Regions from separate parts of the Homo sapiens genome. Here region 2 is linked to region 1. The links are chromatin loops, found by intact Hi-C in ENCODE. Cell type or tissue: ascending aorta. All regions are shown on one strand. Links, peaks and the distances in the headings refer to the core of each region. The heading gives the core; the rest is flanking DNA.

Region 1 (5,357 bases), core at 258-5,257:
GTGACCAGGGCCGCCATGTCCTCATGCTCCGGGCTGGCCATCTGACAGACATTTACGCAGCACCCAGCGTGGATGCAAGTCACGAACCGCCTGTCCTTCAAGTCAGTGTAGTGGGCTGACACCCAGGTGGGCAAGGGATGACAGGAAGCTACTGATGTACAGCGCTGGATCCTGGATGTGCACAGGAGCTAAGGACCGCAAGGAGACAGTGGCCCCGGACGCTGGGTGTGGGGATCCAGGGAAAGCTTCCTGGGCCATGCCATGGCATTAGAGCTGGGCCTGGAAGCAGCAGAAGTGAGAGGCAGGAAAAAGGGCTCCTTGGGCTTCCTTTTTCCTTCCTCTCTGAAACATGCCCCCCATTTTTTCACAGTCCTGGCCTCCCACACACAGGGGTTGAACCAGACCTTGCTAAATCTTCTGCGCACAGTGAAGCTGCCCATCAGATCATAAGCTCTTGGGAGGCAGACAGGGAGCTGGTAAATCACTAGTGCCTCAGGCTCTGACCCAGGGAGCAGGGATTCAACACTGGAGCCCTGGGAGGGTGGGAGACCAACTCTGCAAGCCCAGAGACTACCCGCTGGCACCCATCCACTCCAGTCCCAGCCCCAGGGAAATGCACACATTGATTTAAAGCCTCCTGGGCCTGGCTAGAATCCCCCGAGGGACTAGGGAGAGACTCCACAAACAGGACTGCCTCTCTTTTCCAGGAGAGCAGAGGACTGTTGTGGGGAGGTCTGGACAAGCTCCATCCAGTTCCCGGAGCTCCTCAGAAGGCAGAGCTGGCTGCCCTCGCCCCCCACCATGGGCAACCACAAAACAGGAACCCTGAAACAAGACGAGGCTTTCCATTGCGTCAGCAGGGGCAGGGACATTCCCACAGCAGGACGCCGACCTCGCACTACTCCCAACTTCTATGCCCGATTCCTGCCTGCTACTCAGCAGCAGCCCTGCTCCTAGAAGCAGGAGGAGTCCCAGTGCCTCTGAGGCTCCAAAGCCTTTGATGGCTCCCCACTGCCCTGAAGGTGTTGCAGCAGCCTCACTCAACCTCTCCTCGAGCTCCTGCTAACCTCCCCCCTGCCATCTGGAGGGACATCCTCCTTTCTCATCAAGCGCCATACCTCTCCTGGTTTCCAAGCCTTCGCAGCTACTAGTCCTCCCACCCAACAGTCCTTTCTCATCCTGCCCATTTCCAAAATCAAGTTTCACCTGGGAAGTGTTTCAGGCCGCTCCAGCCTGAAAGTCACCATTTTCCCCTCTTCCTTCTATAGCTCTTGGGGTGTAGAGCATAGGCCTCTGTTCATCTAATTCTCTCTTGCCGTGCTGCACCCTAATATTTCCCACTGCACACCCAGATGCGGGTGGTGGCACCCAAAGACATGGCCCAAGCTTCTTTCTCACTTTCCTCTCTCCCCACCTCTCTGGCACAGGGCTGGTATTGAGGCCCTGGAGTGGAGTCTACCTTTTAGAGATGAGATAAAGATGAGGCAGAGATGAGACACTCAGGCCCCCAGAGGGGAAGTGACTTGCCAAAGGTCACACACTAATTTGGCACCAGACTACAGATACAATCACTTCAGGGCTAGTGTTGGGAGCCATGATTCTACCAATAGCATCAGAATTATCTGGGGAGCTTTACAAGCCAAATCACAGGGGCCGGGCCTCCCCTCAGACCCAACAACTCTCCAGGGTGGTTTGGGAGCCTCAGTCTCAGAAAATGTGAGTGTCCTGGCTAAATCCCCTGTTCTCCATTCACCCAGTACACACAAAGCAGCACCACTGCCCCAGGCCAGGCACTTCTAAGGCCTGGCCTCACCCTACGGGGGGTGGGAGCAGTTGGGGAACCCAGCAGGGTCTCTGCGGCTTAGAGAAGCCCCAGGGTGGCTCTAAGGAGAAGTCAGGGCCATGGCTGGGGCTACTGAGAGGGAGGAAAAGGGTCATACTTCCTGAGCCTGGCCAGGCAGGGGGACAGCAGACTGCCTGCTTGGCCCACCCAGGGGTCCTCACGCCCAGTACTCTGGGTGATGGGGGTAGCTCCCAGCTCTGTGCATCAGTTTGGAAAGGCACACAGCCCATCAGATCCTGGGGAACAAGGACACTGTGAGCTTCCCCGAGGGACTCACTATGGGTCCTGGAAGGGCTCCCCGGAAAGGCCTCATCAGTGCCCCGCCCCTGACCATTTTCTCCCTCTAGAGGACTGGAAACCTGAGAGTGTCGCCAAAGGTCCTCGCATCCCTCAAGCTGCCCTGATGGGCCTTGAAGAACCCTCTTTCTGGTGTGCGGGGGTCCCTGCAGAAAGCCACCGCATTTTCAGACCTCCCACTTCAGTCAGGTCAGGGCCATGGGAGCTGGAGGCGGCAGCAAGGCCTGCTGCTGGGGGAGTGGGCACCTCAGGACACAGGGACAAGGCCACAGGAAGCTAACCCTCACCTCAGGGCTGGAGCAGGAAACCAGGCAGCAGGCACAATGAAATCATAAACCACACGTTCCCACTGGGAGACTGGGATTTGCAGTGGGCTGGGAGAGGGCATTGGCTCCATCCATGGCCTCTCCTGCCATGTGACCTTGGGGCAGGAAGTCCCTTCGGCCCTCCGGCCAGTGGGCTGGCCTTCCTTCCCTGCCTGTGGTGTCTGGCCAGGGAGCTCCCTGGGAAGCTGGAAGTGCTTCGAGGGTGGAGGCCTTGTTTTTCCCTTTGCAGGCTCCCTCGTGAGGCAGCTGCTGCTCTGCCAGGCCCTGGGAGAGTTTCCTCCTGCAGCCGAGGCTTGGGGAAGGAGGGCGAGGGAGGCCCAGCAGATGCTCTGTGACACGGTGTGGCGGGGCAAGAGCAAGGGTGAGGTGCACTCTGTACCAGTCAAAGGTCCCGAAATCCTTCTCCCTGCTGGGTTCGGGCCTGTACCCCTCTCTCTGAGGTGGTGCTAAGGATCCCAGCCACAGGCCCCACTGAGGAGTTCCTTCCCCATGGAGGAGCCAGCCTCTCCCGAGGGACCCATGCCGCATCGCTCAAGGTAAACACCTCCCTTGCCCAGAGAGCCTCGCGCCCGCTCCTTCCAGCTCTGCCAGCACAGAACTCTCTGTTCCTGAGGACCCGAGGCTGAGCTGGCGCTCCCGCCCGATCAATGGATGACTTCACAGGGACTGACGCCTACTGGCACCAAGACTGTCCCTCAGGGAGGTCTGAGGCTGCTCCTGGGACCGCTGCCCACTCGTGCCCCCTGGCTGACCTCTGCTGGATGACAGAGTGCTGGCCAAGGGGTTGGAGACCTGGGACTCATGCCACCCTCTTGCTGGATGACCTTGGGCAAAAGTGAACCTCAGTTTTCTCCTGTGTTAAATGGGAATGCCTGGCTGGTCTACTCCTTCCCCGCAGCAGGCTGCCACAAAACAAATGCTAGAGAAACAGGAGGTCTCTTTATCTAACAGACTCGCCTGCACTGTTACACTTGTGGGCTCTGAGCTAGTGTCCTCACTGCACCTCTGTCTTAAGTCTATCCTCCTGGACAGCGCTGTCTGTCGTCCATGGAGCTTCCTGTTGTGGTGGACATGTTCTAGAGTCTGAGCTGCCCAACAAGGCGGCTACCAGCCTTCGGTGGCTACTGAGTGCTTGAATGTGGTTAGTGCCAAGGATAAGCTTAACTCATCCCTTTAATTAATTGAAATTCACAAACAGCCACATGTGGCCAGTGGCTACTGTACTGAATGGCGTCATCTTAGACCCAGCTCAGTCACTCCTTACTCCCTGGGGCAACATTCAGGAAGCCCCGGGCAGGACTTCCGCAGAACCTCTGTGGAAGCACCTTTCTCCCTCTAGCTGCCTGACTCCAGACTAGGGACTCATCTCAGAGTTCCCAGGGACTGCATGGACTGGGTGCTCAACCAATGCAGACTGAGATCTGGAAGTGCTCTTTCAATCCCTCTGCCCCCCGACCCCGTCCCAACTCCAATGGGGAAAACACACCCAACCAGCCTTCCACTCGTGCCATCATCATTCAGCAGCCACTGGGCACCCACCATCCGCCAGGCACCACAGTTGGCACTGGGGCATACGGTGATGAGAAACACGTGGTCCCTGCCTTCAGGGAGCCCACTGGCATCAAGGTCTTGCTCCTGTTGGAGCCAGGCCTGGCCTCCTACATCCCCAACTGGATGATCTCGGGCACATCAGTTTTCCCATCTGAAACTGGGGCTCAAAAGTCCCTGAGCGCACAGGCTGTGATGAGAATCAAGAGGCATGAGAGAGGCACAGGGGCTCTGAGCCAGGGGAGGGCTGTGCAGGGCAGTGGAGGCAGCCTTATGTAGCGAGGTGTAAACTCTGTGCAGGCTGCGCTTCCGGTAAAGACCTAGATTCTCACCAAAGCATCGCCGTTTGGTGGTTTCTCACTAAGGAAGTTCAGGATAAAAATAGCTCAGAAGGGGACTTGAATCCAGCTAGTTGGAGGGTAGTCACTGCCTGGCTTATACACAAAAAAAGGGGAAAGGCTTGTTAGGAGCCACGTGGACTCCAAGAGTCACCCTTCCACGCAACCCCTGGGACAGGGCCTTTCCTCCATAGCAGATGGGAGATAAGCTTCAGGCCCAGAGCCCCATAACTGGGGGAGCCGGAGCCCCCACGTAACATCTGGGGTCACCCTGACTTCAGGATGGCACGGCCTTTTCACCCCAACTCACTCCTCAGCCAGATTTCTGACTCTCAGCCTGATTTCTCTCCTCAGCCCAATTTCTGTGGCCACTCTCAAAGATGGGCCAATGAGAAGCACACTGGCACCAACTCCATGCCACCTGCCACACAAAGCCTTCCTGCTGGAAGAGCCATCAGCCCTGCTCAACACTCATCTGGCAGTCTCGCCTGATGGTCAAGGGCGAAGGGACTGGGTCCCCACTGCAGGAATGACAGTCTCCTGAAACCCGTCTAAAGAAGTGCCAGCTGACCTCTCCTAGTTTCCCCCCAGAGGGCTTCTCGACCCAGGAACTGGTACCTATCTGGTGCCCACCGCACCATGGCTTGGCTTCGAAGACACCAATACCAAAACCACATGCTCAGGACCCCAGGCAGCCTCCTCTTAGTCCCTATCAAGGGGCTCTTTCTCCAAGGTCTTGTACAAGGTCCTCACAACCAGGCATCTCCTGAAAGGCTGCTTCCTGCCCTCTGGTGCAAATCCACCTCTCTCCTCTAGCCAGCTTGCCAGCAAACACTTGTCAGAAGTCTATTCGGCACCCACCACCTTTGCGAAGGGCACCCTGCCGCAATGGTGGCATCACCAGTGCCCGTGGGGTCTCTACGCGCTGGAGGCATCAGGGCTGCATTCTGACAAAGGAGCAGCTTGAAGTCGAGGACCCTCAGGCGCTGCCTCCGAAGGCATCCT
Region 2 (5,357 bases), core at 221-5,220, 91 kb after region 1:
GGCGCCTGAGCTGTTCTACTGTCATTTTACAGATGTGCCAAACAGCTGCTGGTCAGGCAACAGGCAGACTCTTGGGGTGACAGGGGATTCCCCAACTTGGAGAACCCCACCGCCACACACATCCCCTTACATGACCCCAGGGACAGGCCCCTGTCCTCCCCTGGCGGGCCAGTGCTGGCTCCAGGAGCAAGGCAAATATTTACCCCATGGTTATCCAAATGGGGCTGGCTGCCCCGCCTCCTGCATTCCTGAAATACCTGTTCCCTGACCTCACCAAGCTGGGGGTGGGGATCCAGACACAGGGAAGAGCCAGACCCAGCCTGGGCCAGGGTGCAGGCCAAGGCCCACGGGCCAGAAGGATGAAGCAGCCCTAAATCACCCCTCCAGCCATGCACCCACCAGAGGAGGCTCCAGGGTGCTCTGGACATTGAGCTGGACATTGGCCGGAGCAAGGACCTCCCCATGGACAACAAGGGGAGAGGGTCACACTGCCCCAGGGTTCTGTGGCACCAATGCCACCTCAGAGCTCCTGTCATTAGGCCTCAGCTGTTCACACTTGCTGCCAACTGACCACACACACACACACACACACACACACACACACACCCCTTATGCCTGCAGAGAGAACCATTCAACCTGCTCAAACGTGGTAGATTCTCCCACCTGCCAGGCTCCTTCCTCAATAACCCTGGTAGCTCTCACTGCCCCACTCCATCACTCCATCCTCAGCACAATCCTGTCACCAGGGAGCTGTAAGGTCCCACTTTACAGAGGAAGAAATCGCTCAGCAGAGAGCAAAGGCCACACATCACACAGTGGCAGAACAGGAGCCGCAGTCCCCTACATGGCGCCTTGTGCAGCTCTACGTCTCGTCACTGTCCTTTGGAACCCTATCCATCCTTCAATGCTCAAAGAGCCACCTCCTCCATGCTGCCTTCTCTGAGAGCCACCTCCAAGGTACCCTCCCTGAACTTCCAGACATGCTGGTGTTTCTTTTCGCTTGCATAATTAAAATTAGGTGCCTGTTTATCTCTTCAGCCTCGAGGCCCATAAGGACAGGGACCTGGTAGTCCTCATTCCAGGCACAGCAGAGCTGAACCCAGGGACTTGGTGCTCTGGGAGAACTGCATATCCTCTCAATCTTTTCACCGAAGAGCAGTAACTACAGTTGGCCTCAAGGAACAGAAATGAATGAGGACCTAGGAAGCTGGTAGTTTGGGGTCTGCGGGAAGTCCTGGGCGGGGCTGCCCAAGAGTCCCGAGGTACGCTTGGTTCAATCATCCTGTCGATCTTTACCTCCTGTGAGGAGGCTCCAGGATGCCCTCCAGCAGACAGTAGGCACTGTCTTCCGAAGCCCAGCCCTGGAAGCCCAGCCTGCCTGCTGGGCCTGCTTTCCGCTCCTTGCCACATGCCCCTCGGCTCCCTCACCTTTCTCTCTCCCATGGGGAAGGCTCGAAAGTGGCCAGGGAAGGGCGGACAGGCAGCTCTGGGCTGACCTGCTGGGAAGGCAGGAACACCAGGTGAGAAAAGTGCAGGCCTGGCAAGCTGAGATCGTGGGAAGTCGTGGCTGGTACCTGCTGCTGGGCCCTCAGGACGCCTCCATGTGTGGGAAGTTCCTGTGGCCAGAGGACATGCCACGCAAACCTAGGGTCCCCAACCTGGCACCGTGGGGACCCAAAGAGTGAGAACTGGGGAAGAGCAGCGGGGGGGTCTCTGAACTACCCTCCCCACCCACCTAACATCCCTGCGACTTGGTTTCCTCATTTCAAAAATGGGGCTATAAAGTGACTTCTAGAAGTTGTTCATTTCATTCATTCATTTCTTTATTTAAAAACAACTGATGACAATGCCTGCTATCTGGCAGAGAAGGAAAAGAAGGAGAAGAGGTAAAGAGTAGGGGTGGGAGGGGTGGGGACGGGGCCAAAGGTCAGCACTTGCCCAGCCTTTGTGCTTCCCCAGGGTGCTCACACACTGTGTGACACCAGTGGGGAAGACACAGGAGATGGGTAATCCTCAGATAACTAGGGGCATGTGCACAGAGTGCTGGCGGGCCAGCCCAGCTCGGCCTGGAAGCAAAATGGGGGGCAGAGCCACCGTCCCTCGGGCAGTCTTTCAGGCAGGAGGGTACCTCTCCCTGGGCAAAGGCCCAGAGGCTTTTAGGGAGAAGAGCTTTGGGCTGAAGAGAGAGCTGCAGAGGGCATCAGTGAGCAGGGCGCAGCTGCATTCGTGGGGCAGAGGCACATGCACACATCCCTGGGGGCCTCTCCAAGGCCTTGCTCCCTGTCCAGTCCTGATCTACTGTGCTCTCAGGGCCAAGCTGGAGGGACACTTCCTCTTGGAGGAAGAGCTCATGCAGCATCGCCCAGGCCCCAGGAATGACTTCTGCCCGTCCTGCCTCAGCCGTGCCCTGGCTGGTGGTGCACATGCGTGGCTTGTCTGGCCTCCGGCCCCTGCCAACCTAGTCCCTTGGTGCTGGACTTGAACAGAGACAAACTGAGACCAGAGAGAGGGAAGGGCCCAGCCAAGATCACACCATGATAAAAACGGGAACTAGGATTCAAACTAGGATTCAGAAACAAATGACTCAGGCCCAGTCAGGGACTGGCTTCCCTTTCCTTTGAGTTTGCATCAGACCTGGAACTGGGAAAGGGAGGGGGAAAGCTGTCCCGACTGCCCCAGCCAACACCTCCAAGCAATCAAAGAGGCCTTGAACTCTGACAGGTGGCCCGCTCAAACCTGAGGAAGAGGGATGGGGCTCCCTTCTCCCCAAGTCACCAAATGAACAATTTCTGCTTTAATCAAGGGATGAGGGCACAGCATAGAATGGTGGCCTCTCTGGGTTCCAATGCATCTAGGTTCCGATGCATCAGAGAGGCCTCAGCTCTGACACTTACTTAGCTGCGTGATACTGGGCTAGGAACTTGGGTCAGTTTCCTCATCTGTAAAATGGGGGATACTAAGAGTCACTACTCTCACAGAGTTGTTGAAGGACATAACAAGATTAGGCCCATATGCACGTGCACAGGAAATGCTCCGTAAACAGGGGCCATAAGTCATTATTATCACTGGCTCAGGGTTGCTGCCCAGTGTAGACTTGGGGTCCTGCTGGGATGGGGGCACTGAACCCCGTATCACAGAGATAGAGAAAGACCCATGGCTCTGGGAAGATGAGTCCGAGACCAACTCAGGAGAGGCTTCATAGACCCCCACAGCTGGGCTTCGTAGAACCACCTGCTCCCAGGACAGGGTCCTCACCTCCTCTTCCACAGAAGCAGCCTAAGGTGTCAAGCATCCTCCAGGTGCAAAATCCGTGCCAGGTACTCCCTTCCACACCCACCACTCATCAGGCCCCATAGGGTGGGCACAGCCATCCCTTTTCCAGGGACCGAGGTCTTGCTTAAAGGGGCGCCTAGCTGGGGGTGGCCAGACCAGGTCCCCCGGCACCCACCTGGGCCCTTGCCACTTGCAATGCCAGGGTTCTAAGTGGAATTTCCTGCTGGTGGCCTCTCTTAGAAGTTTTGCCTCTTGCCTCTGCCCACTCTGCTTGGTGCCAACCACCTGGCCCTATGCTTCTGAGGGCTGCCCTAGAGGGCACCCCATCCCACCTCTGGGAGGCCCCCAATCCTAAATGCCCTGCAGCATTAAATGGGCCTGGCAGAGGCTCTCAGCAGAGTCCTTGGAGGTCCTTGGGAAGCTCTGAGTGCAAGCCTGCCACCCTACAGAGAAGGGGACACAAACCCAAAGGGGGTTTGTGGACCAGAATGGAACCCAGGTCCATTCTGGTGTTGGAGGTCCAACTGAGGACCCAGGGGGTCCAATATTGGCCCACAAGAAAGTCACTTATCCCTCCAGTCTGTTTCCTCATCTGGGGCTAACTGCAGCTCAAGGATTAGATGAACTGACATCATACCCATGATTGGCACAGGAAGGTCGTGGCACTGAAGGGCACAGGCACTGTCGGTGGCACACACAAACCACTGAGCACTGAGTGTTCTCGATGACCCCCTTCCTGGGCCAGGTGCCAGCCCCCTGGCGGTCACGCTTCCCAAACAGGCATCCCTTTGGGATTCTGGCCACACGTGGGCCAGGCCAGTCTGAAGTGATGGCCAAGACCCAGAGTTAAAAATGCCGGACAAAGGAAAGTCCTGTTCTTGCTAGCGGGTGGTGGCGGGTCTGGGCACAGGCTCTAACCTCACCCAGGCCTGGATGAAATCCTGGCCGGCTCACAAGCCACATGGCCTTAGCCAAGTCCCTGCACCTCTCTCTGCCTCAGTTTCTCCAATGGGTCATGAGGAGGGAGAAGGTTTAGTGGGTGACAAGTGCATGGTTCAACCTCTGGCTTTCAGAGCCCAGGCAACAGGAGCACTTGCTATTTACAGGAACATCAGGTCTCTCCCGCAAGGACAGCCAGTGGTGGTCTGCAGGGGACCTGCTGGAAGGCCAGGGAAGAAAGGGGATGACAGGTTTGCCGATCACGTTTTAGTCCCACCAGGGCAGATTCCCAGGGAAGCTCGACTTTCCCCACTGGGATTTTGTTTATACAGAAGTGAGGTTCAAATCCAGCCCTTGACCTAGGCAAGTGCCTCCCATCCCTTGACATCTCTGTCTCTCTATCTGCCAAGCAGGAGGAACGATGCCTGCCAATGCCCTGGGCTGCCAGGAGGACCACGGGATGGAGGACATAGTCCAGCCCAGTGATGGACTACAAGGAGGAGGGTCCTTATTCTGTTCTGTCTACTGCCAGCCCTGTTTGAGCCAGCATCTGCCCAGAGCATGGCCCAGGGCCCACCCCAGAAGGCATTCAGAGCCTCCCCAGGGGCTTCCCAGCTGAGGCTGTCAGGGAAGTCCTAGGATGCCCCTTCTTCTCCCTTGAATCTGGGGTCTCATTCGTTCTTTCAGAAAGAGGGGTTCCCTCAGTCCAGCGACACGGTGAGATTCTCAGGGGAGTCACCCTTCACCTGCCCATCAACAGACAGAACCCATCCTCTGGGGCCCTGGAAAGGCCTAAAAGGCTGGACCCCCATGGTGGGTTTCCTCTTCCTGTTGCCACAGCACCCAGTACCAGGCTGGCAGGTCCAGGAATCCCCGAATATTTTCTGGAAGAATGAATGGGCAGTGAAGGCAGCAGTGGTGCATAACTGGCTTAGATCAAAGAACATGGTGGCTGACACTGGTACAGATTCTATAAGGTGGGTGGTGTTAGCCCCATCTCACAGATGAGGAAACAGAGGCTCAGAGGCATGAATTCACTTGCCCAGTATTAGAAAGTGGTAGAGCTGTACTCAGCACAGCCTCTGGGCTCCAGAACCCATGCACCAGCCCACAGTGCTGCCTGGGGATCCGGGCAGGGCGGAGAA

Evidence for each region. Hi-C counts contacts between places; a loop is a spot of excess contacts. Peaks named below come from ENCODE experiments on the same cell type or tissue, not always from the same donor. Only the 100,000 strongest peaks of a DNase experiment are listed, where the experiment ranks them.
Region 2: it touches region 1 in a loop (2.5-fold over the local background); 3 of 110 quality-filtered maps call a loop at or near these places.

Annotation. Positions count from the first base shown.
Region 1 is chr10:79,244,090-79,249,446 of GRCh38, reverse strand. The region is part of intron 7 of ZMIZ1 (zinc finger MIZ-type containing 1); the gene reads right to left. Among named protein-coding and RNA genes, the nearest start is that of PPIF, 100 kb to the left of the region's middle. RefSeq lists enhancers at 266-315, 1-478, 479-1,393, 2,891-2,970, 3,001-3,050 and 4 more, cis regulatory regions at 600-1,100, 4,217-4,717, 4,091-4,923, 5,315-5,357, 5,319-5,357 and a silencer at 2,086-2,155. In ascending aorta, for the core only: no CTCF peak of the experiment used is centred there; DNase peaks (open chromatin) are centred at 836, 2,646, 3,086, 4,386 and 2 weaker places; H3K4me3 peaks cover 2,111 bases; H3K27ac peaks cover 5,000 bases.
Region 2 is chr10:79,152,618-79,157,974 of GRCh38, reverse strand. All of the region lies in intron 3 of ZMIZ1 (zinc finger MIZ-type containing 1), which reads right to left. Among named protein-coding and RNA genes, the nearest start is that of ZMIZ1, 86 kb to the right of the region's middle. RefSeq lists a cis regulatory region at 191-204 and enhancers at 125-269, 912-1,763. In ascending aorta, for the core only: a CTCF peak has its summit at 2,196; DNase peaks (open chromatin) are centred at 244, 2,454 and 4,014; H3K27ac peaks cover 5,000 bases.